Linked DNA regions of Mus musculus: regions 2 and 3 are each linked to region 1. A link is a loop called in an ENCODE intact Hi-C map of the cell type or tissue named here. Cell type or tissue: heart. All regions are shown on one strand. Links, peaks and the distances in the headings refer to the core of each region. The heading gives the core; the rest is flanking DNA. Region 1 holds the start of Samd4 (sterile alpha motif domain containing 4). Region 2 holds the start of Mir378c (microRNA 378c). Region 3 overlaps Dlgap5 (DLG associated protein 5).

Region 1 (10,666 bases), core at 1,749-9,748:
AAAAGCAAAAATGGTGAGCCCCAACGAGAAGTCTTCAGGTCATTTGAAGGACAGTAGGGCTCTTGATAGGACAGGAGGGCTCAGGCCTGGTTCTTTCACTTCCTGGCCAAGAGAAGAACTGTTTCTATTCTGTTTTGTGCTTCACTGTGGTCCCAAAGCCATGGAATGGAGCAGCTCAGTCATGGGTGGAGTTCCCTGAAACTGTGAACCCAGCAAACCTTTCCTCCTGGGAAGTTGGTTGCATCACATTGTCTTTTATACCAACAGACATCTATAGGAAGGATCGGTCATCATTAAATCTAATGAAGCCTGGGCAACGGTGGGGCCTGCCTGGGAGAAAGTATGGACCGTTCCTGTCATGCAGAGATGACCGTGTACTCGGAATCTTAGGGTCTAAAATCATAGCTTTAGGTTTGTTCTTCTGTTTTGGAGGTCAACTACTTAAAACTATGAGCATATTTCACTTATACGTTCAGGTGGAAAAGAGTCAGGAAATTCTTTTCCTGTTATTTTTTTTTCTTGAGACTTGTTCTTGCTATATAGAAAATCATATGGCTATAGAGCAAGTCCCTGGCTGGATTACAGGTGTGCACCACCAGGCCTGTGCACCACCACTCGCTCTGGGGCAGAAGGAATTGATGACCTCCAGTAGGAGCTATGTCTACCTCTTTCCTTGGTGCCAATCTAAGGACGGGCCTTTTCCCACTTCTTAGATCCTGACCCATATAGATCCTGCGAACAGGATTCGCAGTGCTTACAGTTAACCTTCTGACTGCATCTATCCAATAGTTTATGACACATTATGAGATGTTCCGCTGTAAAAATTATAATTAATGCTTCACACATTTGTTTATTTTTAAGAAGTGTGAATCTATCTGCATTTGTCTTGGAGACTGAGCCTCATTTGCTTGTATTTTCCTGAATTTGGTTAGCATTATCAGTTAATTGGCTTGAATTATATTGTTTACAAATCTGTCAAAAAAAAGACAGTGTATTTAAGTCTTTGACGGGAAAACAGAGTCAAGCTTTCTCATCTGACTCTATTCCAGGGAAGATGCTCAGTGCTTTCTTCATGGGATGTGCAGCCTCGCACGCTGACTGCCTGCTCTCTTCAACTCTCCGAGCCAGGGGCTGGAGACAGCAGAGAGGAAGGACTGAGGGGCTGATGTGTGTTCCAACTCGGGGCACTATGCTAAACCAGCCATAGAAGACAAATATTGTTCCATTCCACTTATATGAGATGTCTGGTGTGTTCGGGTTCATACAGGTGGAGTGCAGAAGAACTTACAAATTTGCTATGTAGTTGAAGATTTCCTGCCTTTACTTTCCAAGTGCTGCAGTTAAAATCATATACCACCCTATCTGGCTTATGTGGTGCTGAGAATTGAACCCACAGCCTTGTGGATGCTAGGGGAGCTCTCTTCCATCCCAGCGACATTCCTAGCTCACATTATTATTTCTACACATACACATGCACACAACAGTTCTTTTCTTTTTTGAGATGATTTCACTACAGAGGTCTAACTGGATTGGAGCTTGCTATATAGACTTTCTGGCCTCAGACTCACAGAGGTCTGCCTGCCTATGCTTCTACAGTACTGTATGTGGTATATGCCTATGTATGAACGTGTGTGGAGGCCAGAGATCAATGTTGGGGTCCCCTTATGTGCATTTCCCCTTATTTTCCTGCCCAGAGTCTCTCTTTGACCCTAAAGCTCACAATTGGCAGAGGCTGGCTGACCAGGGAGACTCCCTGAGATCCTCCTGCTTTTGCCTCTCTGGGCTGGAATTACAAACAAACATGCTTGCACCCAGCTTCTCAACGTGGTGCTAGGGATCTGAACTCAGGCCTTACTTTGTCCACTGAGCCATCTCCTCTGCTCTTTAATAATACTTTCCAAGAGTAGTATGGGTACTCATTAGTGAGCTGGTGTGTGCATTTGTTGGTGTACCTATATGAGTAGTCTTGAGGTTGATGTAGGTGTCTTTTCTCAATTACTTCCATATTTATTTCTTGAGACAAACACCATGCTCTCTCAACCTCACCTCAGCATGAACATCCCTTAATGGAGATGTTCTCTAGAGCCACAGGGGCATTGGTACATTTAACGAAACCAAGAACAAAGTCAATACAAGCTAGTTTTCGGCCTGTGCTCAGTTTCCCACCTGTCCCCCAAATGTCTTCTTTAGCTATTTTTGCAAATCTGAATGCAATAAAAAAGTACACTCTGCCTATGGTTGCTATGTGCCTTTTGTCTCTTTTAATTTACTATTCTTCTAGGTCAGCTATCTTGGAGCCTGTCCCTGTTTCTGGAGTTGTCTGGTTTTTCTTCAGTTGCATTCAACATTAAAACAAACACACACACCCACTGTGCTCTGTATTGTGCTCTTCTCTCCATTCCATACATATCCACCATTGCACACATATCCACCATTGCACACATATCCACCATTGCACACATATCCACCATTGCACACATAATCCACCATTGCACACATATCCACAATCACACACATATCCACTGTTGCACACATATCCACCATTGCACACATATCCACTGTTGCACACATATCCACCATTGCACACATATCCATAATCACACATATATCACCATTGCACATATACCCACTATCGCACACATATACACTAATGCACACATATTTCTGATGGAGAAAGACAAATTTGTTAGCTCCTCTTAACTCCATTCACCTTCTTTCAAGCAATCTTAATTAATGACAGTATTTTCTAGGCATCATTGTAAGCAATGTAGATGTACTGAGGAATTTATTAGTCATAATGGCACTGAGGCTGGGTTATTACCAATAAAGCTGGGGCTCAGGTTGGGAAATGACTTAGGGCTTACAGAAAAATGAATCTCATTATAGCAGTTTTCAAGAATATGTCTTGGTTGTTCCTTTTCTTCTCCTCTTCTTGGCCCTCCTATCTCCCTTGGGCTCCCCCTCCATCCCTAATTCCTTTACACTTCCATGGTACAAATGACATTTGTATCTTTCTGAGACTAGCTCACCTTACTCAATATGATCCTTTTCAGTTACAACACTTATTTCTGTAAATTTCATCGCTTCAGTTTTCTTGACAACTGAGTAACATTCCCTTGTGCGTATATGTCATGCTCTCCTTACCCAGTCATCATTGAGGGACAGCTAGGCTGGCTCCATTCCCATGCTATTGTGAACAGAACAGCAGAACACATGGGTGTGTGGGTATCTCAGTGGCAGATACAGTATTTTGGGAGAAGCTCAGGAGTAGGGAAGCTGGGTCACACACTAGTTACCTCTTACCCACTTTGAAGGACCTGCCCCCCCCCAGTCTGATTTCCATAGTCGCTGCACTAGTTAATACCCTACCAGCAGTGGATACATCCTCACACTCTGCAGCCTTTCCAGCCAGCACTTGTCAGTTGCTTCCCTGATCACAGCCATTCTGCTGGAGTGAGAAGGAATCTCAGAGTGCTTTTGAATTTTCCTGACACAAATAGAAGAACCGTTTCTTTAAAAATGTTCAACCTCCTTACCCATTAGAGCTGACTTTCTTAATCACAAAAATAGAACTGTAAGATAGATTTTGGAGCATAAAATTTCCAGGCCATTGTATAGCATTGGCCTATTCCTATTGAATCTCTTACTGTAAGGATTTCTAAATGTTGAAAAGTTGGAACATTAGCTGGCAAACACTCAGTACCCATCCTACCCTTGATACTCTGGCTATATTTGTTCACATGTTAATTTACTTATATGCACCTCGAGGTGTCCATTAATCTGTTGCATTTGGAAGCACTGTTCTCAAATATAATTTACTTTCAAAAACATGTGCACTGAGGTAGACATTTGAAGGTTTACTGACCCATGATTCTATTCTGTTCTTGCTATTTCAAATGATGCTGAAATAAACATTTTTTTGTCTATCTTATACTTTAATACTGTTTGTCTTACACTAATAGTGCTTTTACTTTAGAAGAGTTCTAAAAATTGTATTACCAGGTCATCCAGAAAGGGATATTCCTAACTTAGAGACCATGGGATGGCTTGCTGCTGACACTCAGTTGCAAGATGGAGGAGGGCCTTTGCTCGCCTTGTCTTACCTACTGCCAAAATGAATGTGGACTTAAAACACACAAACATGGACTTCTCCAGAAACCATATGGATACAAACAATATCTATACATCCACGTCTTACTGGCTGTCAGCTATGTTTAAAATTTTGTCCATCTCGGCTAAAGCAATTCATTCCATTAACACTAGCTCAGACTCAGAAGGTAACAGAACCATGGTGGCTTTCTTCATTTCCTGTCAGAAGGCCTGCCTCTTTTGGGCTTTCTCAACTCTGAATCTTGCCTCAACATGACCCACTTGATACTGCATATGCGTGAGTGTGTGTTTAGTGTGTGTGTGTATGCATCTGTACATGTATATCACAAATACACTTCGGGCTTTCAGTTAGAGAGTCAAAAGATCACTGCTTCTCCTACCTTCCAATCCCTCTGTGACCAGCATAATGCTCTATATTTGATAAGTGCTTCTTGTTGAATGAATTAGTAGATCTATTGAAAAGGAGCCCAAAGAGGCAGAAAATGCTCAAAACCTAGTCTTTATATGCCAACCTGAAGAATCTGAAATGTAAATGTTGTCTGGACTGTCAAGGAAGCTAAGAGCTGAGGGGGGGAGCCTGGGTCCTGACCGTAGGAAGAGACGGTAGGAAGAAGCCCAAGGGGCTCAGCATCTGTTGCTGGGAGGGGCAGACCTAAGGTTTACAGTGCAGTGCTCCCTTCTCCTCTGTGGTGCTAGGAATCCAGTGCAGGGCCTTCAGGCTGTGGGACAGCGCTCTACATGAACATCATCACTGCAAGTCTTAAGGACATCTAACTTGGGGACGGCAGTCGTGAGCGCATGCAGCATGTTGTGTTTTCATTTCTAAGCTTATTGTAGAAAAGAGAGAAACAAGACAACCATCCTCAGAAGCCCTACCTTGTTAGGGAAGAAATCACACCTTACGGTAATATCACACATTTTTATATGCCATATACAATGAATATTGAATATTTATATTTTCTTAATATATTAAATAATTACAAACGTTGAGGAATGTAGATTTCGTTCATATAATTCTTTATATGGTAAATACTCCTCTGTCATATAAGCTTCCATGTTGGATGAAGATTGCCATCTGTCTTTAGCATTCCTTCTTGAGGACCCAGCACAGAATAAGTGTCCCATACATACTCATTGAATGGTTGGGTGAAAAGTGACCATATAATTTATGCAGAGATTTGCAAATGTTTTCCAATTCATGAAATAGACAGCTCTAATGCTTCTATAAATTTATCTGATGTGGGTACTCCCCCACCCCCCCACCCCCACGTTGTGTGTCTTATGTTTTTCTCACCCTATTTTTAAAGACAGTCTTTCTCTAACTTTGCAGCACACTGTCTTGGCTAGGCGGGCTTCCGGGAGGCTTCTGGAAGTAGACGTGGGCACTGTGGAGTCACACTGTCTCTCAAGCTTGCAAAAGGTGCTTTACTTACTGGGCTGTCTGGTAATTTATCTTACTTCTTCTAGAAGCGTCATCGAAATGACATAAACGTAGGCTCTTCGGGGATACCTACTATAATAAAACAATAGTCAGAAATCCTCTTCTGCCCTTGTAAGTATGGAGCTGACCCTTTTGGAATCAATCATCGTTCAAACACCTGAACATTTTAGTTGTTTTCCAGGGATATTATTTGCTAAGCAAACACCAAGAGAAGCAAAAAATGCAAAATCATGCTGAACAGCAAGACTTCAAAGATGAACTAAGTATGACACTGGTCCCTAGGTCAAAGGCTGCCGTCAGAACCACGCTTCTCCCGTAGGTGGCACTATCTTCTTTCGTCGCCTTGCTTGCAACTTTACTCCCGTCTGCCTGGGCCCTCTGCCTTACTAGCCCTGTTTTAAGTAGCAGAAGACAATAATTACGTTATTGGTGTATCTTTGGTTTTCTTTATCAATAACAACAACAGTCCATTGGGGTACGTCTAAAAACCTTGGCTGAGTTAGCACCGCGTGGTCCCATCTCTCAGTGTCTTCCCCATTTCCTGGCAGAAGTACTACCAAGGAATAGCTGGGGGTTGGGGGGGGGCGGGGACTCTATAAAGCTGTCCTGCTTCTTTGATAATAATAATTTAAAAAAAAATCAAAAGTCAAACACTGACTCCGGGACTAGTGTTTCCTAAATAGAGCAAACTATTCATCAAGTTATGCGGATACCTCCCCTAGGTGGTTAATAATGAACTTTAAAAACTTCACACACTCGGTTGTGATGGAAACATTGGCAAAACATTGTGCCTCCCCACAAGCCCTTTCACTACCCTAAGAGATGGGAGGTGTTGTCACACTGACAGGACCTACACGAGACAGACATGAAATCCGAGGAGCAGGGTAGAAGAAAGGATTGGAAATCCAGATGCTAGTGTGGGAGCTGAAAGGTGGAGGAATAAGGCCTTGGACACTTTACCTTTAAAACTGTGCTAGCTAGAGCAGGGCAGACCCACGTTTGCTTTTCCAGCTCTCGTTTATAAATGCTCCCAAGTCTCTGGAAAACAAATTCGAAGGCTCGGTGTTTCTTCTGAAACAGGCTGGATTTTGGCCAGTCCCTTTGTGACCGTTCGCATTAGAAGATGCAGAAATGTCTAGGCTTTAGGGTATTTTTAGTCAACCCTTCTTTTGGGTAATTGACCCATGCAAGCATTTTATAGTAGGCGACCTAGAGCTTCCAGCGACAAATCCCGGCCCAGCCTCTGGCCCCGCCCTCTGCAGGCACAGGTGAAAGCCGCGTCCCCCAAACTCCGTGGTGCTGACAGGTGGTCTCGCCACGCCTCCCCGTCGCCCAGGGCGCCTGGGGCCACAGCTCCAGGCCACAAGCCACAGCCGCGCGCCAAGCATAGCTTGAGATCAGGCTCCCGAAGTCCGCCTCCTCCTCTCGGGAAAGCGAGGCCTGAGGCGGGTATGGAGGACTGCAAAAATAAAGGGCATCCAGCGCCGGACTTGGGCTGAGGGTGATCGACCAGGCTCTGCTTGCTTCTCCTAGACAAGGGCCTCGTGGAGCACCGCGGCCAGACACATCTAGCCCTGCGCGTTGTGCCCTTCGCCGCCCTCTGCTACTTCATGCGTCCCAGACCCCAGGAATCCGTCCAAGCCCCCAGAGACAGTGACTCCGGGTGTTTACGGTCTACACCAGTCAGTCACCCACGGGACCAGTCAGCCACCCACAGGTCCCAGGCCAAAGGGTCACTGGACCTGGGGAGCCACATTCCCAAGGGCGAGCGGCGGGTGGCAGCACCGTTCTCGCTCCAGTCCAGCTCCGTTGGGATTCACTCCTGTCCCAGCTCCGGAGGCTCCGGTGCCCTGGCCGTTGTAGAACACGCGGGTGGCAGCCGAGAGGAATTCACCCGGACCCCTCCCCTTCCCCAAACTTCTGTGTTTCTCTACGCAGATCTTCCAATCTGCGCTCTTCCGCTCCTCCCACTTGGCTCCCTCCTCCTCTATGGCCCGGGCTTAGGAATCCGTCCCTCCCCCCAACCCGCCGCCCGCCGGGCCCGGGGATCCTCCCCCCCTCCCCCGACTCCCCCGCGTGCCGCCGCCGCCGCCCGGGTTCCTCTCCCCCCGCTCGGGCGCTCCCTGCCAAGCCCATGATGTAATGGTGTATGTTAATCAGTAGCATGTGGGGAGCTCCGGGCGGCTCAGTCCTTCGCGAGCCGACACTGGAGGCAGCAGTGGCGGCAGCGATAGCGCCCCGAACCCGCAGCGCTGCCCTCTCCGCGCGCCGCCAGCCCCGACGGCATGGCCCGCAGCCCGCGCTCCGAGCGCCCCCAACCCCACTGATTGCTGCTACGGCCCCGGACCCGCGCGCAGGGCCCCGAGCCGCAGGGATGAGCTGCGTGGAGGTGAGCGTCCCTTCTGCTGTCCCGGGCGAGGCACCCAGTGGTTCCTCCGACCCTTTCCCGGGGGCTTCGCTCTTCTACCCAGAAGTTCTGGGTGTCAGATGCTGGAAGCGAGCGGCCCCCAGAGGGTCCGGCGCTTAGTCTCTGCTCGCCTCGCCACGGGAGCTGAGATGGGACGATAGAGCCCCTAAACCTAACTTTTCTTCTTTGAGGTCCTTGGGGGGCGTGTGCGGAAGGGAGGAATCTGCATTTCCCTCGGGGTCCGCCCTGCCGCCTGGGAAAGCCGTGATACGGGCTCCCGCGGTCCCTGCGTAAGGCGTGCGCCCCCAACCGCATCGCCTTGGGCCTGGGACCGGAGGGCGAGGACACTCCGGCCCGCAGGCGGCGGCGGGGACCGGGGGCAGGATGCCTAAATCACACGCGCGCGCACACACATCTGATGGTCGTGGGTCAAGCAGGCCCAGGGAAACCTCCCGGGTGGGCTGGCGCGGCGCTGGGGAGTGAGGGCTCTGACTGAGCCGCGCCGAGCTTTGGATAGGGAGAGTTTATTTTTGTCTCGAGCTGTCGCTGCGGCTGCTCACGGCCTAAATCCAGAGGGGAGCCTGGCGGCGGAGATGCTGGCTGTTGCTGTAGATGGAGCTGCAGCCGTACGGCTGCTTCTCCGGGAGGAGGAGGAGGAGGGAGGAGGGAGGGAAGGAATAGGAGGGAAGGAATAGGAGGAGGAGGGAGGAGGAGGAGGAGGGGGAGGAGGAGGAGGAGGAGGAGGAGGAGGAGGAGGAGGAGGAGGAGGAGGAGGAGGAGGCTGGAACCCTGGTTGCCTCTGACACCGCCTCTGCTTTGCATTAGCCCCCACCCCACCCCCGCGCCCCTTCACAGCCGCATTGCAAGTTTTCAGCGCGGGGAGGATCTGTTGCTGGTGCTGGCGTTCGCAGACACAGCCCCAGAGGCCACTCCGGGTGGGGTGTGCAGGGAGCACTTGCGGGTCACAGCCGCAGCAACAGGAAGCCGCGGGGTCTCCTCCCGCACCTGGGAAGGAAGTGTGCAATAGCTCAGCTCGCGCATCCGAGTGTGGAGAGGCCGGCTGGAATTTAGGGGACTTCCCTTCGCGGGACACCCCTTCCCCCAGCCTTGGCTTCCACACACCCCCTACCGAGCTCCCTCTCACTCCCGGATCCCCCTAGACGCTCCAGTCCGCGTGCCGAGGTCTCACTGCAGCTTTTTCTGTCCTTTCAGTAGTGATTGCCGCTTGGGAATGCGGGTGTGAAGGGTCCGAGCTGCCGCCCAGCGGGGAGGAGACCCCAGGACGCCGGAAATCACCATCCTGAAGCTACGAGAAAAGGGGAAGGAGCGATCTTCATTCAGTTTTGTGCCTTGCGAGGGATTTACATTTTTAATCGCTATTTTTTTTTTTTAAAATATCTCCGCGCTACTGTCTGTCATCGTCTCTGGAGAATCAACCAGAACCACCAGAACGTAACTGAACCGATAGAGAGAGGAGAGCAAGGCAGGAGCAGAGTCAGTACCTGCAGCGCCCGGGCACCGGAGACCTTGGAACCAGAACGTGTCTCGGGAGGCCACGGGGCTGCGGCTCCGCCAAACTTTGGGGCGGGCAGGAGCGCCAAGGGGCTTCGTAGACGGAGGGCGGCCCCCTAACCATGATGTTTCGCGACCAGGTCGGGGTGCTGGCGGGCTGGTTTAAGGGCTGGAACGAGTGCGAGCAGACTGTTGCACTGCTGTCGCTGCTCAAGCGCGTAAGCCAGACCCAGGCCCGCTTCCTTCAGCTCTGCCTGGAGCACTCGCTGGCCGACTGCGCCGAGCTGCACGTCCTGGAAGGAGAGGCCAACAGCCCGGGTAAGTGCGCGGCCGTGGATCCCGCGGCTCCCCGGGAATCCAGTCTCCCCGCCTCCAGCCCGGGCTCCGCCCCCGCCCCCCCCCCCCCGGCCTCCACCCGCGGGGACCTGGTCCTCACTGGCCCCGGGGCTCTGAGCATCTGCGTCGGACCCGACCCTTCTTCACTTCCCCTGTCCGCTTTGGGGCTTTGACCATTGTGAACTCCTTAGTCCATTCCGTGTTGTAGCTACGGTAGCATGAATGATTGATTTTTCTCTCCTGCGCTTTCCTTGGAAATAAGTAAGTCAGGTCACGTAGAGTCTGGATTTTCTGCCACCCCCCCCCCCCCTTTCGGGTAACGTGGCTCGCTGGCTTTCAGCAATACACCAGGAAGCTCAGGACTGCCCCTTCAGTCACTGAGCTCAGACAGGCTGTAAGAATACCTGAAAATGCAATTTTATTATTCATTCTCCTTCAACCCCCACGGATAGCACTGTTTTAGAGGTTTGTCTTCCGAATAATATGTAGGTGACGCTATAGACTGTTAAAATGACATTTGCAGCATGGCTGTGATGTGGCTACACTTACTGGTCATGACGTTGTCCGCATTGATAAGAGATCTTGTGGGAAGACCAGGCATGGATTGGGCTCCACAGCGTGTGGCTTTTGTTAGGAAACTTTAAGAAATTGTTTATTAGTAACCTTTTAGTATTTATAGTCAAAGCAACCACTACAGAAAGTAAATACAGTGGGAACGTTTCCAGCGGTTTGACATCTGCCATTATGGGTGGTGACAGACTCAAATTGTAAGGGGAGACTGGAGATGGGGGGGGCGATGTGGGAGAACCTGGCGATTTGTTGCGGGGGAGGCAGGGAAATTCTTTGGTTCTTGCTGCTGC
Region 2 (10,666 bases), core at 789-8,788, 74 kb after region 1:
GCCCCAAGGTCCCAAAGAGTGCAGCATCCACTTCCTCCCTTAGAGAAGGACGCCTCTCCTTCCAGTTGTCCTGCTTCTCCAGGCACGGAGAAAGGAGCAGGCTGGAAATAGCACTTTGAGTGACACAGCGATGTGTCTCTGACCCTTCTGTGACACTAGTTACATTAAACCAGTCCTAAATGGCCCTTTGGGACTCCCAAGCAGATAAGATTTCTTTCTCTTTTGTTTCATGTGCCACTCAGGACCTCTTGAATTCTTGCAGTTTTTATTAAGGATTTCTTATCCACCAATAAGCAACACTCAGACCCCACAACCCCTGTGGTAATGGATTGCACGGTTATTTAAGGATGGTCTCAGGCACCAGCGTGGACCAGTCATTGCCCAAAGCCTCCACCTTATTAAGCACTTGCCAAATGGCCGGCTCCTGTTCTTCCTTCCTTCCTGGAAGCCTTCTCAATCCCCAAAGCTATTTTTGTAGCAAAGAGATTATGACAACATATGGAGGCCTCACTCTGCTCCCCCAGAGCACAACAAAGTCTTGTCTTTGCTTCAGCCAGCCACTTGGTGAATGCCACAGGCTTTGGGCAACTGTGAGTCCTCGTGATTTGTGGGACTTTACCAGAGAGCCACAGCACACACGGCAGCTGGTCTGAAGAACATACTAACCTGATGTTTCCCGTTCGTGTGGGGCATGGAATCTTCTCCATTTGTCAAGCAGAGTTGGTCCTGTCAATCCCACAAATCCCTGGGTGTATTCACATCTCTGCCTCGAACAAAGGCAGTACAATCCTAGAAGATTGGCGTTCTGTGAGCAGCTCAACGCAGTGAGGGTTGTTGAAGACTTTTAGCGTTAAATATATTCTCTCTTTTCAAATAAACATAAAAGGAAAGGAAAAGTTGTGATGAATTGTCAGCTCTCGGTTTAAAATCGGACTCATCTGTAAGCAAAACATTATCATTCTTTGAGCAACAAGCAAATCTGAGTAAGCGATTGCCAGTCATTTATTACAGTGTTCTCTACCGTCTCAGGATAGAGCACACGGCGAGTTATAGCAGAATCCCCAAACTAATTTATATCATCATGGCAACTAGTTGTAATAATTTCCAGCCAGGCTCGAAATTGAAAAGTTCATTTTGTTGTCTGGATCCATGGCCGTTCCACGAGAGCAGACACTTGGCAGCTCAATTTTTAAACGTTGTTGAAGAAAAATCCCTCCCTGTGCCGATCAGGTTGTTTTGGCTTTGGGAAACTTAGTGCTTTCTAAAGAAAATCTGACCATGTTCAAGTTTCTTCACCTTAGGGCACAGAAGTCCTCTCTCTTGTCTTATTGTGGGTCTGAAGGCTCCAGATTCACTAAGCTCGAGGACACAGCCAGTTAGATTTGTGACCCCTACCCCTCAGTGCTAACAGACCCCGGCACGTTAATACCTCCTGCCTCTTGTTTCTTCATCTCTGTTACTGAAAAATGGCCTTCGTTGTAAATCTGCTGATGAGATTATGTGAGATTATGCTTTACCACTCCCATCTGCAGGCTTGATCATGGGGGGAAATATGATGTAGGTTAACTCAGAAGGACACCTCAGCATGCGTTTCTCATCTGCATCCTCTACCCCCCTTAATGCATCTTACACATCACCTACGAAGGTTTCAGGTCAGGGGTGAAAGGGCCAGATGAGGTCTAGGAGGGTGGTCAGCTACCTGTGTAGGGACACTCTTCATGGCCACCATCAGTTGGGCCACATAAAGCAGCAGTGGCCAACACCTCCCTTTATGGCTGGTTGTTAGTCGGCTTTGATTGAGTGTGTATCTTTTGCTCAGGGATTTCAAACTAACCAGCACACTCACTCTGCTGCTTGCCTATCTCAATGAGATGTCCTGAGCAACAGCTGCGGGTAGGGTGTGTGTGTGTGTGTGTGTGTGTGTGTGTGTGTGTGTGTGTGTGTGTGTGATGAGCAATAGTTGAAACACACATATACTCACACCCTTGCTGCTGGTTCCTGATTCTTCTTTATCTGGCTTCTCAACAAGGAAGGACATTGAAAGATCTGACATTCTGGTATTGACTTTCCCTTTAAAATACTAGATCCTTAGAATTCCTTTTCAACAGACTGTGTCTGGCCAGAAAGTCTACATGAATTGAAGAATTGAAGCAAAATATTTGTATTTGACTGAAAATATATATAACTTTGGGATTTTGTTTGCAACATGTTTTCAGTCCAATATCTGAAGACGTGATACTGGAGCCACGCCAGGGAAGGGTCGTTCCTGTTACTGCTCCTCCAGGGGAACAAACCAAACATATCACCACTGTTTTTTCTTTCCCTGGAAACTTACAACCTACCCCCAGCACTTGACAACTTGGTATTTGTTCTGGGGATTTCCATCTGCACTCTGGTTTTGTGACTTCATTTTTGCAACCATAGAGATTGGTGGCTAGCCTGTGAAGTATCTTACCTATGTTTGGGATGTCAGGGGTCCTTGTTAACATTGGTGCTTTTATCAGACAGTCCTGTATGGGACCCTCCCACGGATGTTGCCTGTTCCCTATGGAAAGAGCCTCTTTCCTGCATGTAGATGGTTTTGGCTTACCTAGGGAGAAGCTGGCAGTCTTGTTTGCAGACTTTCGTTTTTCATCAGCAGTCCGGTGGTGACAGTGAGCCCTAGCTGTTTCTTCCAGTCACTGGCTCACAGGAATGGTGCTGAATGCTTAGAGGTAGCACAGAGCTTCAGGGATTGCAGGAGCTTCACCAATGTGCCCTCACTCTAGCCCTCCATTGTCACAGCAGTAGGTCTTACCTCATGGTTGATTAGTGTGCTTGGTGCCTTGGGGCAGGCTGTGGGGGACAATGCCATGGCGTGTCTGCACCAATTTCTCAACAATTACATTTTCAACTGCCTACTGCCCCCTTCCACATAGGTGACTTCATTTTTGTCTCCACTACAAAGAATTCCTCTCACAATAGGATTCTTGCAGGTTTCTTCTCCTCCTCTAGTGTTTCCCTTGCTCTCACCCTGCCTCTCTGCACTCTTTCAGTCTTGGTGAATAAAGGGTCCTCCCCCCCCCCCTTTTTTTTACTTCCTAAGACTTTTATCATCTGAGACAATGATCTCTTCAAAAGAAAGTACATGCTGAGGAAATCCCCCTTGATGAGGGCTGGGAATCCCAGCCTTTGCTTGCTTTCCTGCCTGTGGGCTCTGTGGCATTATTCACTCACAGTTATCTTTAGGATGGACCAGACAGTGTGCGTAGGGCTTGGTTGTGGGCTCTGTTGGTAAAGCTCTAGCTATGCGGCCATGAAAATCTGTCTTTGAACCCTTGGAACCCAGGTAAAGGTTAGTGTAGTAGTGTATATCTAATCCCGGTGTTCGTGTGTCAAGGAGGAAGGTGGAAACAGGAGAACCCCGGCAACCTCCAGGTCCAGGTAGCCTGGGAGACACAGTGGTGAATAAAGGAGAGCCCCTGTCTCAAACAGGGTGGAAAAGGTCAGGGCTAACACCTGGGGCTGTCTTAGGGCCTTCACATGCAGGCCAGTTCTCTCTCTGTCTCCCAGGAACCTTTTTTTTTCACATGCACACAAGAGACAATTCATGGAAAGTTCTCAAAATAATGCCAGATATGCCATAGTCACCCAGTAATGGCTCCATCACCAGTGTCCCTTTCATCACCAATGTTTCCAAGAAGATACCGGGTCTATAAGCAAGATCCTCCTGTGTCTTTATGCTACCGTTTCATAGATCACAACCCGTATCTCCACTGAGACACATCTAATGCAATACTGATTTCTTCTTTTTGTTTTTCCCCTTCAGTACTTGGGATTAAACCCAGTCTTTGTGTTGTTAGGCAAACACTACCACTACGCTGCCCCCTCCCAGTCCCCTCTCCCCATTTAGGGTCTCTCTAAGTTACTTAGGCTAGATTTGAACTCACTCTAGCTCAGGCTAGCCTTTAACTTGAAATCCTTTTGCTTCAGTCTCTGTAGTAGTTGAGGCTACAGGCCTGCATCACTCAGGCTCAGGATCCCTTCTACAGGATAGTCTTTTTATGCTTTCTTTTCTGTTTTTTTTTTTAACTACACTCATGAGTTTTTTGAAAGCAGTGTTACAGAGTTTTTGTTTTGTTTTGTTTTGTTTGTTTTGTTTTGTTTTGTTTTGTTTCTTGCATTGAATCCATATAACAACAGCCCTACGAGGCACTGGCTCTTCTCCACTTATATTTGAAAACCTTCCAGATCAGATAGACTACATGTTGGGTTTAACACACCCAACTAATGAGAGGCTAGCCCAGTCCTCAAACCCAAGGCTTCTGACTCCAAGTCCAGTATAGTTTTGTTTTGGTTTTCTATGTGGGGTCGTGGGTGTGTACATGTATGTGTGCACATGGTTCGTGTGCGTGTGTGTGCATGCATATGTGTACATGTGTGTGTGTGTCCCCCTCCCCAGTAGACAATCAATCTTCTGAGATTTTACCAAAAAGTCAACAAGTTCTAAGTTCCCCAAATGGTAGATATTAATTCTGAGTCTCTCTCTAAGAGTGTATGTCTGCTTTCCCAGGTTAGGCTTGAGTTCCCTCCTGACATCTCACTAAGGGTGGAGCCAAAGGTCATGGTAATGCAGATGAAACTCTGCTGAGGCTGGTAGTCATCCTGCAGGAGGAAGTGCAATACAAGGGCACCCTGGCTAGTGAGAACAAGCCCTCTGGGATTAAAGGGGGAGCAGGTGTTGCTGCCCTCACCCTCCAGTCACCCTGGCAATGCCTCTCCAAGGAGAGTCCTTTCTGATCCATAGGGCCCTGAAGCATCTTAAGGCCTGATCCCATATCCTCAAACAAGCCCTTGCCCCGTGACCCCCAGGTACCCTTTGCTCTCTTTGGCTCACTTATTCTGCCTTCTCGACATCTCTGAATGAAAGGGAACCACAGAAAAGGGAGCATACAGAAAGTCAGACTCCAGAAACACTTACCCTACTTGTGGAACTCCCCGAGTAAACTTGTGCTTGGTGGAAGTCAACACAAACAGTGAACATTCCATGTCAGCACTGTTGACAAAGTGTAAGCCTCACGCCCTCAACTGGCTGTGTTTTTAACTGTCCCAGTGCCACTGAGAAGGATGCTAGCACATGCTTGTCCACTATGGAAATACCAGACTTAAGCTAGAGAGTCTTCTCGGCTCAAATCTATGCAGGTGAACGCTCAGTACATTGTTATCAGCTCTCGTGACCTATTCAAAAATATTCTGGAAATGTTTTGACCATGTGCTTAACCACTTTAATTTCCAGTTAGGCTGGCCGCAGGGATTAGTGTGCTCTTGGGAGTTCTGTGGTGTTAAAAGACCGCTGGAGAAGTATGTGCGGTCAAGCATCCCAGGTATGTTTAAACCTTCAGTCCCTGCCGAGTCTGTGTGTGCCATCAAAGAATGTTTTGTTAAGCAGGTCAGAGAGATTTGATTACTTCTTGTCTGCTAAGACAAGAGTGGAAAAACTACTTCCTTTAGATTTGAAAGAGAATTAATCACAGGATTTTGTTTATTTCTTTCTGTCTCTTTTCACTTTCAGCCTAGAGAACAGGAGCCAGCCTTTGTACCAAAGAGTAGGAGAAAAGAGGGTCTTAATGGAGGCTTCGGAGGCCGCTTTACGCTGAACTGGGGACATGGTGAAGTCAGGAAGCGGCATCAAGACAAATGTCCTGGTGGCAGCTGTGGGGAAGCAATCAATGCAAGGTCACTTGTGTGACCCGGAAACTTGAGAGCTAACTACTGGGATGTGTATTTGATTGCCAGCCATAAGCTAAGGCGAAGTACAACTTTTGTGTTAGGGAACTTTGTCATTCTGACCAAGACGTCTACTTTGTCACAGACTTGTGAACACAACTCTTCTAAAACAGGAGTATCATCAGGTGTTGAAAGGATGCCATAGCTGTAATTGTGCAGTGTCTTAACTTAGATGCTGATTCATAATGGGTAAGGTTTATTGGGTACCTACTAGGTGCCAGGTAGTTGGCTACTTTCTCTGCATCAATTATTTTATTTGATCTTCAGTGCTTTACCAGCTGGGCATTATCTTTCATTGCCATGTCACGAGGGGGGAATTCAGCAGGATTCATCCCACAACTGATAACTGGAGGTGCCAGACTGGGCAGACTACATTCAAGTCTGTAATCTCATCCTACTATCTATCTGCCAACCACAGGCCAATTGTTTAGTGGGCCTGGGTGATGACACTCAACTTTGGTTCCAGTGGACTCCTGAGTTTATAAAACTGTAGTGTGTTCACGAGTACAATCCGGTTTGGGAATTGAGTGTGTGAGTGGAGTGTCGTTGCAGGAATGCAAGATGACAGGCAAGATGACATGACTTTTAACAAGGCAGGAGCAGAGATGGCCAAGAGTTGAGGTTGCCCATGGTGTCTACTGTAATGTCAATGAACCATTCCATGTGAGAATAAGGTAACATGCTGTGTGTACCACAGTGGATGCCATGTTTGCTTGAGCTGTTACCTAAAGGTTAATCTGTGTGTGACTACACGTATGTATGTATACATGTGTGTGTGCCAGTGAACATGTACAGGGAGGCTGGAAATCAACCTTGAGTGTCATTCCTCAGGTGCTGTCCACACTGGTTTCTGAGACAAAGTATTATTCAGCCTGATGACCGATTGACCAGTGATCTCCTGTCTTCCTCCCCAAAGCTGGGGTTACCAGCACACCACCATGCCTCCATCTCTGCAAAGCTGGGGTTACCAGCACACCACCATGCCTACATCTCTGCAAAGCCGGGGCTACCAGCACACCACCATGTTTCTACCTCAGGGGTCAGACTCGGGTCCTTGTGCACTTTACTCCTTAAAGACTGCTTTTTCTCCTTAGGCCCACCTGAGCTTCTTATGGGACAGTCTATGGAGTGGATACCAAGGTTAAGGACCCTCAAGTGCAGACTTAGTATTTTAAAGTTCTTTCTGGTACAGCTTTAAAAATTGTTTACAATGTCTATGAAGTTATATAAACTGTCAGACCTGAGGCTTTAAGAGACAATGAGCAAACTTGTGCTGTCCTACCCTGGCTGCCCAGACTTGAGAGTTACAGTTTCTCCTTTCTGAAACTGCCTGGCCTTCAACTTTTTAAATATATATTTTAATAGATTTATGAATGACTCCTTATGCGATCTTAATTAAAAAGAGCATAACAATCCTCTTTGGAAAAAACTTTAAATCGTGTTTTTAAGAAAGCACAAGACGTAAAATTTATGCATATCGAATTTTATTTCTCCCACTAAAAATAAATATGACACTCTTCTGGGGAATACATTTGAATTGCAAAAATATAGCTAACTGTCAACCTTAGAGATGCAACAGAGTATTAAAAAGAACTTTCATTTTGTTTTGGATCTTTCAGAAAAATGCCAAAAATAAATAAATAAATAGGCATCAAAGGCATTCCTGCTCACAAGTCCTCACATGTATGTAATCATTCGAATTTGGCAGTCCAGAGAATGAGGCTATTCTTGAGTTGTGACTGTTAGGAATATTGTGTCTTGGAGCTGGGGAGATAGATCAATAGTTAAAACACTGGTTAAAGCTGCTCTTCCAGAAGATCCAGGTCTGGTTTCCAGCACCCACATAGTGGCCCACAAGAGTCTGTAATGCTAGTCCCATGGGATATGATGCCCTCTTCTGGCCTTTGAGGGCACCAGGCACCCATAGGGTGCACAATCATGTATAGAGGCAAAGCACCCACACACACACACACACACACACACACACACGCACACACACACACACACACACACACACACACACACCCTTTAAAAAACATAGAAATGTTATGTTTTGCAAGACACCTGCAGAAAGGTCCCTGTGTCTTTCTTTTTTCTTTGTCATATAACCAGTGGTATTTCATTAATAATAATAATAAAATCAAAAGAGATTTTGAAAGAAGATAATGGAGCTTTCCTAAATTAACTGGGTTACTCTGTCCTTCATATTACCCCATCTCTTATCATAAATAAGTAATTCTCATTATAAAGGCCAAGTAAATTAGACCATATAATTTTGAGCCAAGTTTCCCTTGGGCTCCATTCTGTATGGTAGACAAAATAAGTAATCGTGAGATTCGTTTTCTTCATGCAGCCTACCTTTGGTTACCAGAGACTGATTACAAAGGTCCCATTACCTAGGATCTGATTAACATTATAAGTGATGCCATTCATTTGCACAGCAGAAAGTCAAGTCTGTGTCAAATAGACTGAACCCATTATGCGTCAGTATAGGTAAGAAGCAGTTGAAGATGTTTTCAACACCCGTCTGTCCACAGGAAGGACTAATGATGTCACTACTGGAGCTGCCTCACATATAGAGCACATGAACCTCAAAGAGAGGGCAGAACTGTACTTCCACACTGGGGCACCAGGGATCCACTGTGGGGACTGTGCATATGTGAGAGCCTGGGGCAGGAGATGATGTTCTGGTGCAGTTGGTCCCAGCTGCTGCTGCTATTGGTGTAGGCTGCACACATTGAGGACTCGGGCTCAGGGCATGTAGAAGCCATAGCAAAAAGTTGTCATATACAAATATATTTGACCCTGAACTTCAGCTATTGAAAGCAAGGAAAGATGTCCTCTCCAAAAGTGTGGAAGGCGTTGCCTATTTTCTTTTCCCATTGAGATGAACTCAGACACGTTCAGTGCAGACAAATATTCATGTGGTTTGGATTACAATCCCCTGCCCTCCAGCCCTGTTATTGTTGCAGTTCCTTGGGAGTTTTCAAAAAGACCGGCACAGTGAGCTCTACCCTCCCCATTGAGCCTCATTCCACAGACATTTCACTTTTAAAGTAAAATCACCCTTCTAGCATTTAAGGAGTGGAAACCTGTTCAACTTGCCAAGTATGGGTTCACCATTCCTGAGACAAATTTTCCAAAGGGGTGGAAAAATCTACGCTTTATATAGTAGACAGAATGGAAACGTTTGAATTCATGGTACTCTAAAACTATTTTCCAAGGTTCGATATTGAAGGCATACAGATTACAGTGCAGCTGAAGATGTTCATTTAGCCCTGTCTGGCAAGAGATTACATTTGAACTTCCTTCCCAGTGTGCTTTCGGCCTCCTCCTGTAATATTTAAGTTTATTGTTTTTATTACTCTTCAGTGTAATTGATGTACTGCCAACAGCCTCACTGACAGAAGCCATGTATAACCTATGGCTAAGTGATTTACAGATATACACTCATTTAATTATCACTATAAGAAAACTTTTTTACTTTAAGTAGAAGCTTCTACTGAGAATTCTAAAAGATTACATAGCCCCCAGGCTAATAATTGGCAGCATAGATTTAGGCCTGGAGAACTCTGAAGCCTGGACATTTCCTAATGTGTTATCATCTTTATTAAAACATGTTCTTTTGTGTTTGGCACAGAAAAGGCATAAGAGCCAAGCCAGCATTGAAGAGATCGATATTAGTTTGTAAATATTTGCACAGTAAATAAGGCTACTGAAATAAAAATTGAGTTTATGTAGCATAGGGCATACAATCTAATTTTTGCTTGAAAATTGGGGGGTGGATCTCAGGAGCTCCCTAAAATGAAAAGCTGGGGCCTAAGGAGAACAGGTTGGTTGAAGGGCTTGTCGGGCATGTGATTTACTCATTGTTGGTTCAGTTGGGGGAAGGTGGTAAGTTGTAGCACTTTCAGGAGACCTTTCCATGCTGATAGGACAGGCTAGCATAGAGGCTCATTAACCACATATAAGTAGCCAAGGTTAGCATGGCCGAGGAACGGAGGTTTTTCATCTTAAGTAGCTGGAACTTAAATAGCCACACGTGGGTAGTGGGCGCCCATATTAAACAGCACACGGCATAGAAGACAACAGGAAAGTTGAGTAACCAGAGATGGGGGGGATGGAATGGAGAGGCTGGTTGAACTTTGTGAACGATCACTCTGAATACAGTCCTGAGGAGACTGCGGTGAAGGAGATAGAAGACCTGTGAGCTCTTGTTCCTGTTGCCAGTTGAGATGATGGCTCAGACCAGAACAGTGCCTGATGTGGGGACGAGTGGTCAGTGTCTAGAGGGCTATTTTGAAGGCGTTAATAGGCATGATGTGGAAGAAATGAGTTAAGATGACTCTAATTTTTTTGTTGTTGAATTGGTTGATATCTATATCTATATCTATATCTATATCATCTATATCTGTATCTATATATTGAGATTGAAACACTGAGTGAGTACCCAAGTTTTCAACCAAGGTCAAGTTTTAAGCACATTAAGTTGGTTTCCTATTAATACTGGAGGCAGGGGATGAGGTAGGCTGTCAAATAGGCAACTGAAGATGTGGCCCTGGAGTTTTCTCCTGGTGTGGTGAGTCATGGTTTAAGGCATCATAGGGAAGAGAGAAACTAGAGGAGAAAAATGAGCTAAGTGGCCTGAGAACTCAGGGTGGGGCGGAGGTCCTAAAGGGCAGAGGTCACAGGTTCCCCTTTGTCGCGCCCGCTCTCGACCAGCAAGAACGACGCGACCACCAGTCCTTCTAACAGCAGTTTATTCAGTCCTGATTCTTCTTGTTTATATCTCCCCGGAACCCTGGGCCTCTCACTCCTTTTATACTCTCTCTCATCCACGCACCGCAGGCCACGCCCCCTCGCCAGTCACGAGGCTTCAGCTAATCAGGGCAGCAGGGGC
Region 3 (10,666 bases), core at 1,054-9,053, 510 kb after region 1:
ACAAATGAAAAAAGTTTTACTGCTATTAAATATATGAAAAGCAGAAGGCTGACATAGTAAGAAATATATAAAGCATGCAAGACAGCACTCAGGGGGCAGAGGCAGGCAGAGCTCTCTGAGCTTGAGGTCAGCTTGGTCTACAGAGCAAGTTCCAGGACAGCCAGAGCTACTCAGGAAAACCCTATCTGGAAAAAAACAAAACAGAGAGTCTAAGGAACAGCCCGAGCTTCACTGTCTGGCTTCAGGCCACCTGTACATCATAAACAACACAGTAATGAAGACAACCTTTTCTGCAAGCGCCACACTCAGCTCAGAGACTGGCACACAGTTTCAGAAAGAGAAGGTCAATTACAAGAGCAAACTGGACCTGGTGTTACCCAGGACTCTGGGGTAAAAAGGTTCCAGTACACAGATGAGTATAGCTATTGTTATCATTACGTTTGGTTATAAAAAATAAAGGCCAGGGCAAGAGATGGTTCAGTGGTTAAGAGCACTGGCTGCTCTTCCCAGCACCCACACAGCAGTTCACAACCTTCTGTAATTCCAGGAGACTATGCACATAGTGCATAGATATACATGCAGGCAAAACACACATAAATAAAATAACTCTTAAAGAACTTTAAAGAGGCCAAAGATCGTGGATTCTCTAATTCTCTGGTTCTGCAGACATTTTGATGTGGCCTGAAGAATACAAAGAGAACATGGCTGCAAACAACCTGAGGGACATGCAAACGAGGACGACTCTGCCTGTAGTGTCTCCAGTAAGCGCCTGACATAAACAGATGACACCCTTGGCTACCTACCACTACCTTGCAATAGGACTTACATGCTCTATGTCACTTGAATCTTGCTCTCCAGGACAGGGGGTGTCTTCTACGTGGCACCTGAAACAAGCAGTGGTATTATACAGCAATCATGAAACATCACAATCATCCGACCTGTGCTGTCCATCCTGCATGGAGACCACTAGTTTGCATAACGGGGCTGAACACAGAGCCTGACCCAGGAGCCGTTGATCCATACAGACTAGACAGCTATTGTATGATGGCCACACAGATGATGTCCTTTTGTCCTGGAAGCTCACAGGCCCCTTCCTTTGCCAATCACTCAGTCTAATACCGTTCCACCTGCAATGTTGAATCTCAGCTAGATCCAGAGCCACATAACCAGAACAGGCCAGGGTGAGGCCAAGTCCTGAAGCAAAGCGGCTCAGTAATTGTGTAGGCAGCTTTGCTGTGCTCTGTGTGACAGGTTGGCTTCTCAATGTTCCTGCCTCAGCTTCCTAAGTGCTGGAACTACAAATGAGCTACCATGCCAGCAAGTTGGCTACGTTTACTTGATAGCATCATTAAATATATTCTAATCATAAATGTAAGTAGACACTAGATCTGAGTATGTGTGTGCCCACAAACACAGAGGCAGAACAAATATAAATGAAGATGTGATTGAAAAGAAGAACACAGTACAGGGCTGGCAGAGTGCTTGCCCAGAATGTGAAGGCTCTGTGTTCAATCCCAGGACCACCAAAAACCAAAACCATGAAGATGACACAAACAAACCCACTTAATTTGTATGTTAATAAAAAACAAATTGAGACAATGCATCTGTCATAATCTCTCCTAGGTAAAGGAGCTGCCACCAAGCCTGATCTGAGCTCAGCCCTGGAACTCACTCGAATGTTAGGAGGAGAGAACTGATTGCTGAAAGCCGCCCTCTGGCTTCCACACACGCCACAGCACCCATGCGTGAATCTACACATTCAAAGTAACTAAACAGAATGAAATTTTACTTCTTCACGTTTGTTTTAAAAATATTCTCTTCCAGAGAGATGAGTTTTTGCTTTTACAGAGGACGAGAGTTTGGTTCCCATATTGGTCAACTTACAATTGCTTGTAAGTCAGGCTCCAGGAAATCTGAAGTCCTCCTCTGCCCCTGCATGGACCCACACACGTGTAGCGCACACACATAAATAAAAGTGAATCTTAAACATCAACTTATTGTAAAGTTGGTTTTGTTTTTTTTTTTTCTTTTCCCAGTCAGGGTCTCTCTGTGTAGCCCAGGCTGTCCTGGAACTCACTTTGTAGACCAGGCTGGCCTCGAACTCAGAGATTCACCTGCTTTTGTCTTCCAGGTACTGGGATTAAAGTTATGCACCACCACTGCCTGGTTCAAAGTTGTTTTAAGATGCCTTCTGGTAAACGTTTGCAAATGAACATTAAAAAAGCTGTGTGTGTGTGTGTGTGTGTGTGAAGGCCACAGGCTTGCAAAACAAGTGACCCACTGAGCTATCTTGCTGGCCCCAGTAACAATATGACTCAACTGCTATTACAGGTCTTCTTAATATAGATAATAAACTATAAATTATATAAAGTCTAATAATAAATTATACAAAGTATGATAATAAATTGATATCTTACAAAACAGATTTTTATAATACCAAAAGCATTTTTGAGGCCCTAAAGGATGAAAATGCTTTTGGCATATATCAAAAGTTTAAAAAGACATTATAGTGCTGGGATTAAAGGCGTGCGCCACCATTGCCCGGCTAACATTTTTCAAACTTCAGGTTAATAACAAGTCCAACATCTTCTCCAGACATCAGATTACAATTTCCTACTTGTTTAAGGTTCCTCTTCCCCCTCAGATGAGCTGCACACTTATCTATGAGCCACCGGAAGGACAGCTTAGGTTATGCTGATGCAATTGTGTAGAGAATGGATCAGTTTGAGCAACTACAAGCTAAACTTCATTAAGATACCACTTAAGTTTCTCTCCCCGTCCCTGGCAGGGCTACTCTAAGGGTTGGCTAGCTAATGACCTAAAGCGATGTCTAGGTTGTCTGCACACACTGGGCACTTTCTCTCACCAGAGGATACCACACTGCTTCTCTCCCTTGTACTGCACGGTACACTTCTGCCAATTGCATCAGGACCACTTACCAACTTCAGTCCTGGTGCTTTAAGACAGGCAGTGTTGCTAAAGCTGGCTCCAAACTGCTGGCGAAATAATCCTTCCACCTCAGCCCCTGAGTGGCTATGATTACCAACACTAGAGTTGGTTCCAACCTGAAATCTGAAGTCTGTTTCCTTAGAAAAGAGGAAGCCTTGCCCACATGTTACAGGGTTACATGTGAAGTTTAATTAGAAACATACGGCTGATATATATACTTTACCAGCTTAACCATATGGAACGATAGCTCACGTCAATACCACTAAACTCACAGTACACATGAAAGAGATACCTGCTTTCAAGACCATCTGAAAACGTCCGATCAACATGCTCGCTCTTGCTGCTCTGAGGGTCCGGCTTCTTCAGTGGCATCTTCTGTCTCAGAAGGTCCCCTGCAGCCCTGCCCTCAGGCACAACTTTGCTGGCAGACAGAGGTGTTCCAAATCTTTGAGAACGACGTTCAGAAGACAGGACTGGAAATAAGAAGAACAAGCCCCATAGCAAGTCTTTCCGGCCAGTCTCTGTTCAGAGAGGAGGCACAGAGCCTGCTCTTGTCAACATCTGTTACTGTCCAGTACCAGGGGCTTTGTGGGACAAGAGGATCGTCACGTTAGCCCGTGCTTAGCTTTCATATGCCATGCCTATGATGCAAAAGGCTGCCGAGAGGCTCAGTTGTTAAGGACACTGGCTGTTCTCCCGGAGGAGCCAGGTTTGGTTCCCAGCACCTAGTGATATTTCACGACAGCTCTAACTCCAGGTCCCGGGGATCTGATATTCTCCTCTGACTTCCACAGGCATCAGGCACACACGTGGTGTGGACAAAGTGTAGGTAAAGGTACATAAAATCAAACTAAAACTTAGAAAGAAAGACGAAGAGGTGCACCTCTACAGGAAGAATGTTTTAGAAGGTATAATGTAAATTAGCAAGTGGGCTATCCCTAGCTAACGCAGGCAACAAGTGCTTGGGTCAAGAGCGTTGACTCAGAGGAGTGGCGGCGCACACCTTTATCTCAGCACTTAGGAAGAGGTAAGAGATCTCTGTGAGTTTGACGCCAGCCTGGTCTATATAGTGACCAGCAAGGGCCACACAGAGAAACCCCGAGTCAAAAGAGAGTCTTTCCTGGTAAGTTGAGACATCAGCTGTATCCTGCTGTAGATGGTTACCAAACACCGCTGAAACATAGGCTAGTCATGGGAACAGGGGAACAAGAAAGCATTACAGATAAACTGCTGAGATACTCGGCTTCCTCCAACATGGCACTTGAGCAGCTGCTGCCAGAACCACAGTCCTAGCAGGAGGTAAGAGAATGACCTCACGTGGGTAGCGTACAGGAGACTGTTGAATACAGGGATGCGCAGTGGGGGCTGGTGGCACAAGCCCGACACCACATCCTCTCCAGAGGCTCAGACAGCAAGCTACAGGCCTGTGTGAGTCCAAGGACAGCCTGGGAAACTTAGCCAAGCCTTGTCTAAAAAGAGAGGATTTCAGAAAAGGAGGCTATGTCTGGAGGGACAAGTGCTTGCTAACCATATGTCAAGCTGAGTTTGCCCCCAAGGATCTCAAACACAGCAGCACAGATGACTCCCTCAACCCCCGTGCAGAAGGGCATGGCTGAGGGAAGTGTGATGGCTCAGGTCTGCTTCCTCTGCATTGTACCCCTAGCCCAGCTTGTCTCGGAACCTCACAGACAGACTGGCACTGCATGGCAGAGACAGCTATGGCATCACTTGGAGAACAGGCACAAGCCCGCACTCGTCTCAATATTTGATGTGCACGCAGGCTTGCCAGCACAGAACCCACTTCTAGCCATCAGCGTGTGGGCTCTTTCATGGGAAAGTCACTCTCCACCATTCACTCCAGCCCCCAGTTGGCCCAAACACCGCTCTTCAGTCTCAGCAAAGCTACAAACCTGAGAATGACTTCACTGGGCTCTCGATTCTGAAAAACCCAGCATCAAACACTATTTTGTCAACTTCCTTTGTGTTCTCCGGAGCTGCTGCGTGGGCCTGCACTTCCTGCTGTGGCCTGCCTTTCATTGCATTCTTTATGGCTGCAAGGCGACTCCTAGCTGCCGCTCGTCCGTCGTCATCCTGCTTTGCTTTGCTTGTTCTACCGGGCACAATTTTTTTCTGCAAGGAGAAATAGTAATTAAAGGTATGTTCATTACCACCTTCTCCTGTTCCTGTGGTACTGAGGACTGACCCCAGAGCCCTCCCTGTGCATACCAGGAAATCGTTCTTCCACTGAAGTTAAGTCCGTAGCCCTTTTAACTTTTATTCTGAGACAGGGTCTCACTATGTTGTCCCCCATGGCTTGAATGCACACCTGTTTCAGCTCAGGACCAGCTGATATTAAGGGGACATCATCCCACCGACTGAGCACCACCTTGTGGCGTCTGATGGTGTGGATGAAAACGACCCCCATAGGCTCATGCGTGGGAATGGCTGGTCCCCAGTCAGAACTGTTAAGGCAGAATTAGAGGTGGCCCTGCTGAAGTAGGTATGCCCTTGTTGGAGGAGGTGGGGATGGGGGCTGGTGGATGAGGTTTCATAAAGTTCTCTCCAAACAACCAAACAATGTAGAAGGAGAGACATCTGGTGGTCACAGGCAGAATTACAATTCTTATATGATAGAGACACTGATAAATTACTTTGAGAGCTAAACACACAATTAAGAAATACCCACAGTATGTCAGGAGCAAGTCTGTAATCCCAGCATCCTGGAAGCTGAGGCAGGAGGATTCTGCTAAGCCTGTCCCTGCGCCCCCAGCATAGCTGTAGCCATTTTGTTCCATGCCCACCAGCTATTTCATATTGTTGCCTGCCAGTCATTGACACAGAAAATACCAGACCCAGACTGGGGGGCATGCTTCCCACAGAACCTGTCATGGTGCTGAATGTTATAAGGCTTGCTAATCTTAGATCCCACAGCTGTAAGCTTCACAAAGGACCCATCAAATCAAAGATCAATATCAACTGTTATGTTTAAAATGGCTTGAGTCAGGGCTGACCACCGGGCAGCCCTTCAGCACCTGCGCATGAACTCACTGTGGTTTCAGCCTCTATAAGCTGGCCCTGAGAAATGTCCAGTGCACAGCTTTGAGCTGTTGCCCTGGTTGATCGGTCTCAGGGTATGTGTTCAATAAACCATCCTTGTTTAACTGAGATCAATATTCGCCTGGTTTATGGGGTGACTCCTGGACCCCAACAGATTCTATGTTTGAATTCAGGCTGGGATATTTAGTAAGACCCATCCCAAAAAACAATTATCATTATACTAGCCATTTTTTATAAATAACATCCTTTACCATTAAAGAAGATGTAAAGTGTGTTCAACGATCTGACCATTCTTCTCAGATCTTTGTACTGTGATCTCATTGAGAGGAAATAATAAAGTTTATTTTACTGAGACAGAATCAGAGCAGCTTTGTTTGCATAACATAGTATAAAGTGTCAGAAGGAGACTGACCGTTTGATAAACGTCCATTTGAGGTGTACGATGGACTTCAGAACGCTCTTTAAGTTATGTGTACATGGGTGTTTATGTGTGAGACTGTGCATGAGTGCAGGTGTCCTGTCCCCAGAGTCCAGAAGAGAGTATCAAGGCCCTAGAGCTGGAGTCATAGCCTTTGCAGGCTGCCCTGTGTGAGCTGGAGTCGCAGCCTCTGCAGGCCGCCCTGTGTGTGCAACAGAGAGCAGCTCTTGAACCCAAGTGGATTCTTATTAGATTAAAAAGCATGATTTACAGGAAAAATAGAAAACCTCATAAGCACAGTGAAGAAATACATAACGTCTCTCACTCCACAGTCTGTCCCACAAGAAGCTTGCATGATCTGCCCACTAAGAGCATGGGCTCTGGAATGAGGAACCCTGGAATGAAAGCCTTGGGCAAATGATTTCATCTTTGGAGTTTTGGAATTTTCAATCATAAACTGTGACTATAGCACCCAACCAACTGGACTGCTATAAAGCTTAACATGTGACTATCTAGAGTTTAGCATAAACAAAACACAAATTATCTACTGCTATTGCAATCACAAGCAAATACATAAACATAGGAGGTGTGTTCTGGTTGTGTATAACAGAGTCTTGCTATATAGTCCTTGCTGTCCTGATACTTGCTATGTAGCCCACGCTGGTCTTGAACCCTGCCCAGCCTCCCTAGAGCTGGTATTACAAGGCTGCCACAAACATATGTCAACACGGGTCCAACTCTCAGAATAAACCAAACACATGCACATCCACCCACTGTCTAGGAGCATAAGTCACCGAGGTACCCCAAGTCTACTACTCATCTGTGACTTTCTTCTCTTTGGAAGGACACGTCTTACATTTTGTGTTGAGTATATCCTTGCTCCCTTGCCCCCACGGCAATCAGAATGTAATAAGCAATATATGAATTCAGTCTGTGAAGCGTCAGAGTTTCTGTAACAGAAGTGAAGAGCCAATGCCTCCAGCTTGCCCTCTGCCCCTCACCTGCTGCCCCTCACGGCACAAGCACCCACCCACGTAAATAACGACATTCTTAGAAACAAACCAGAGCAGAATCTGTGCTAGGGATGCACAAACCTACCCGGAGGACTTTTTTGCTTGGATTATTGCTGTCTTTCCATCCTGACGCCTCAAGTTTGATCAGGTTGTTGAATTTCTGGTTCACATCATCGACCTGGTGATAAAAGCCCGAGTTTGTGCAATTAGTGCTATGTCAAAATTGCTACTTTAGGACTCTAAAATGAATGACCATGTCAAATAAACAGAAAATGGTGATCCAGAACTGGTTAGTTATTAAACTTAAAGGCCTGTGTATGGGGATTTATGTGTAGAGTGGTGGTGGTGGTGTCGGGAGTTGGAGGAGGGAGAGGGAGAGGGAGAGAGAGAGGAGACTCACATGAACCCAGGAAAACCCACAACTTGCTATATTGTCCAAGAAAATACTTGGAACTCCCAATCTTGCAGCCTCCACCTCCCAGATGCTGTTTAAGTCACTGTAAATTGTGTGTTCAAGTGCCTGCCTGGCACAGGGAAAGCCCCAAGTCAGGTCCTCAGCAACTCACACACACACCAGAGAGCATGAGATTCCCTGGCATTTGCACGTAACCTATGTATATCCTTCTCTACAGTAGAAAGCACCTGAATATTGTTAATAATTCTGAATTCTGAATGCAACTTCTATAGACTTAGTTTCCCGGGGTGAGGGGACTAAAGGTGTATGCTGCCACACACAACTGACTGCTTGCTCTGTTTTCCTTCCTTCCAGACTGATTTTATCTTACGTGTATATGTTATATGTGTGTGACTGCGTGGCCCACTTGAGTATGGATGCTGTAAGACGGAGTCAGATTCTATGTTCCTCTGTGTGGCCCTGGCTGTCTGCAAGTGTAGACCAGGCTGGCCTCAAGCTGGGATTTGGCACCATGTGTGCCACCACGCCCTGCTTGACTCTGCCTTTCAGTCATCTCTAACTACAATGCCCAGCATAGGACAGGAATTCCTAACTTCACTGGCTCACTCCTCACACACACCATTATCACAGACTCTGACAGCATAGGGGAGAAGGCAGTGAAGCTGACATGGGGTGTCCTGAGAGCTCACCCCTTACACCATAAGTAGCTGAACTACTGTCATCCCATTTACCGATGTCAGAAGCAGATGTGGGCAGCACACCTGACACATACCTGAAAACTAACCATATCCCAGAATCCATCCAGATCTGTGCAGGTCGTCTCCTTTTCACCCCGTTTATACTCGCAGTTGTCCACCAGTCCTTCAAACTGTCTGAATCTCTCCTTGATAAGGAGTCTTGTTTGACCAACCGTTGTACGGATAAGACCTTTAGCTAAAGAAGTTAAGAAATGAAAACGGGCCTTTATAGCAAGCCAGACAACTGAGTCTTAACCTCTAATACCCTCGAGCTCGCAGAATCAAATTCTTACAGCAAAACAAAAATGACTACCCAAAAAAAACTTAATCATAAATACTGAGCACAAGAGGGTGACAAGATGGCTCAGCAAGTAAAAACACTGACTGCTCTTCCGGAGGTCCTGAGTTCAAATCCCAGCAACCACATGGTGACTCACAACCATCTGTAATGAGATCTGACTCCCTCTTCTGGGGTGTCTGAAGACAGCTACAGTGTACTTATTTATAATAATAAATAAATCTTTGGGCCAGAGCAAGCGGGATTGACCGGAGCGAGCAGAGGTCCTGAATTCAATTCCCAACAACCACATGAAGGCTCACAACCATCAGTACAGCTACAGCGTAGTTATATACATAGAACAAATAAATAAATCTTAAAAAAAATAAAATAAATGCTGTGCTTTTAAAAAAAACAAACAACTGAGCATGAGGACCTTGCTTCAAGATGCAGTAACAGTCAGCAGTGTCCGTGCTCAGCCATCCACGGCTCCACAATGAGCATGATTCCCTCCCCTTGTACTTTATGAGACTTCAACCTCACAGTCAAGTTATCCAAGGACCTTGTACTGGTAACTTTTTATAAATAGCCTCTCCAAATAAACGGGACTAAGGACCTTTGCCAAAATTTGTTTTCATACTGATTTACATAATTATAACTCAGAATATACACACTCACACACACACATATACACATACACACATACATACACACACAAATATATATTTTTCTTGTTTTGTTTTTCTATTTTTGAGTAAGGGTTCCTATGTGTAGCCCTAGCTGTCCTGGAACTTGCTCTGTAGAGCAGGCTGGCCTTGAATTCATGATCCACCTGCCTCTGCCTTCTGAACACTGAGATTAAAGGAATTCCAGATAACACTGCTATATGTAAGGTCACATTAAGAAAACAAAATATATAAAGGTTGTGTACTTCTCTAGCATAGAACTATTAGGGGAGCCGGGCAGTGGTGGCACATGCCTTTAATCCCAGCACTTGGGAGGCAGAGGCAGGCAGATTTCTTTGTTCGAGGCCAGCCTGGTCTACAGAGTTGAGTTCCAGGACATTCAGGGCTACACAGAGAAATCCTGTCTCAAAAAAAAACAAAAACAAAAAACAAAGGGGCTGGTGAGATGGCTCAGTGGGTAAGAGCACCCGACTGCTCTTCCAAAGGTCCAGAGTTCAAATCCCAGCAACCACATGGTGGCTCACAACCATCTGTAACAAGATCTGGCGCCCTCTTCTGGAGTGTCTGAAGACAGCTACAGTATACTTACATATAATAAATAAATAAATCTTAAAAAAAGAAAGAAAGAAAGAAAGAAATATTAGGGGGCATATGTTAAACAGCCCTTGGCATTTTGAACGATACTAAAACTACAAAGTTGAACAACATTAAGAGCTTTAATTTTGTAATGAAAAGAAATAAGGGCTGTGGTCAAGTGTTTGCTTAGCACAAACAAGATCCTGGGCTGAATCTCTACAACAACAACAACAACAACAACAACAAAAAACCCCAAACAATAACACACACACACACACAAAACAAAAACCAAACAACCTGTAACACTCCACATAAGCACTTTGTGGTCAGGTGTGTTTGGACACAGCTGCAAGCCCAGCCCTTGGGAGGTGAGAAAGGATGATCAAGAGTTCAAGGTTCAAGTTCAGAGGCCAGCCAGTGCTGAGATAACCTCTCTACAACAGAGACCCACCCAACAGTAACAACAAGAGAGCCAGGACTAAGAGGACTTTCCTTACCTTCATCAGGGATGTCCAGGTCCAGCTTCCCCTCCCACTCC

The links. A loop is a pair of places that touch in the nucleus more often than their neighbours do. Peaks named below come from ENCODE experiments on the same cell type or tissue, not always from the same donor. Only the 100,000 strongest peaks of a DNase experiment are listed, where the experiment ranks them.
Region 2: a loop joins it to region 1, with 4 times the contacts of the local background. A loop is called at or near these places in 9 of 42 quality-filtered maps.
Region 3: a loop joins it to region 1, with 2.7 times the contacts of the local background. A loop is called at or near these places in 4 of 42 quality-filtered maps.

The regions. Positions count from the first base shown.
Region 1 is chr14:46,875,229-46,885,894 of GRCm38, forward strand. Samd4 (sterile alpha motif domain containing 4) reads left to right here and starts at 7,737. Exons shown (of 13, transcript NM_001037221.2): 1 at 7,737-7,940; 2 at 9,171-9,788. The coding sequence starts at 9,593. It overlaps Gm34934 (a long non-coding RNA gene), which reads right to left and starts at 7,571. Exons shown (of 2, transcript XR_383407.3): 1 at 6,512-7,571; 2 at 3,732-5,943. In heart, for the core only: CTCF peaks have their summits at 5,863 (motif pointing right), 7,327 and 8,520; DNase peaks (open chromatin) are centred at 5,983, 7,423, 8,453 and 8,833; H3K4me3 peaks cover 4,090 bases; H3K27ac peaks cover 3,369 bases.
Region 2 is chr14:46,950,605-46,961,270 of GRCm38, forward strand. All of the region lies in intron 2 of Samd4 (sterile alpha motif domain containing 4), which reads left to right. Gm52120 (a long non-coding RNA gene) reads left to right here. Exons shown (of 2, transcript XR_003951144.1): 2 at 1-7,567. Mir378c (microRNA 378c) reads right to left here and starts at 4,324; the gene lies at 4,226-4,324. In heart, for the core only: a CTCF peak has its summit at 5,069 (motif pointing left); no DNase peak of the experiment used is centred there; H3K27ac peaks cover 2,624 bases.
Region 3 is chr14:47,390,896-47,401,561 of GRCm38, forward strand. It overlaps Dlgap5 (DLG associated protein 5), which reads right to left. Exons shown (of 19, transcript NM_144553.2): 11 at 10,626-10,666; 12 at 8,625-8,785; 13 at 7,523-7,615; 14 at 4,860-5,079; 15 at 3,242-3,422; 16 at 827-884. Among named protein-coding and RNA genes, the nearest start is that of Dlgap5, 22 kb to the right of the region's middle. In heart, for the core only: a CTCF peak has its summit at 5,557 (motif pointing left); a DNase peak (open chromatin) is centred at 5,416.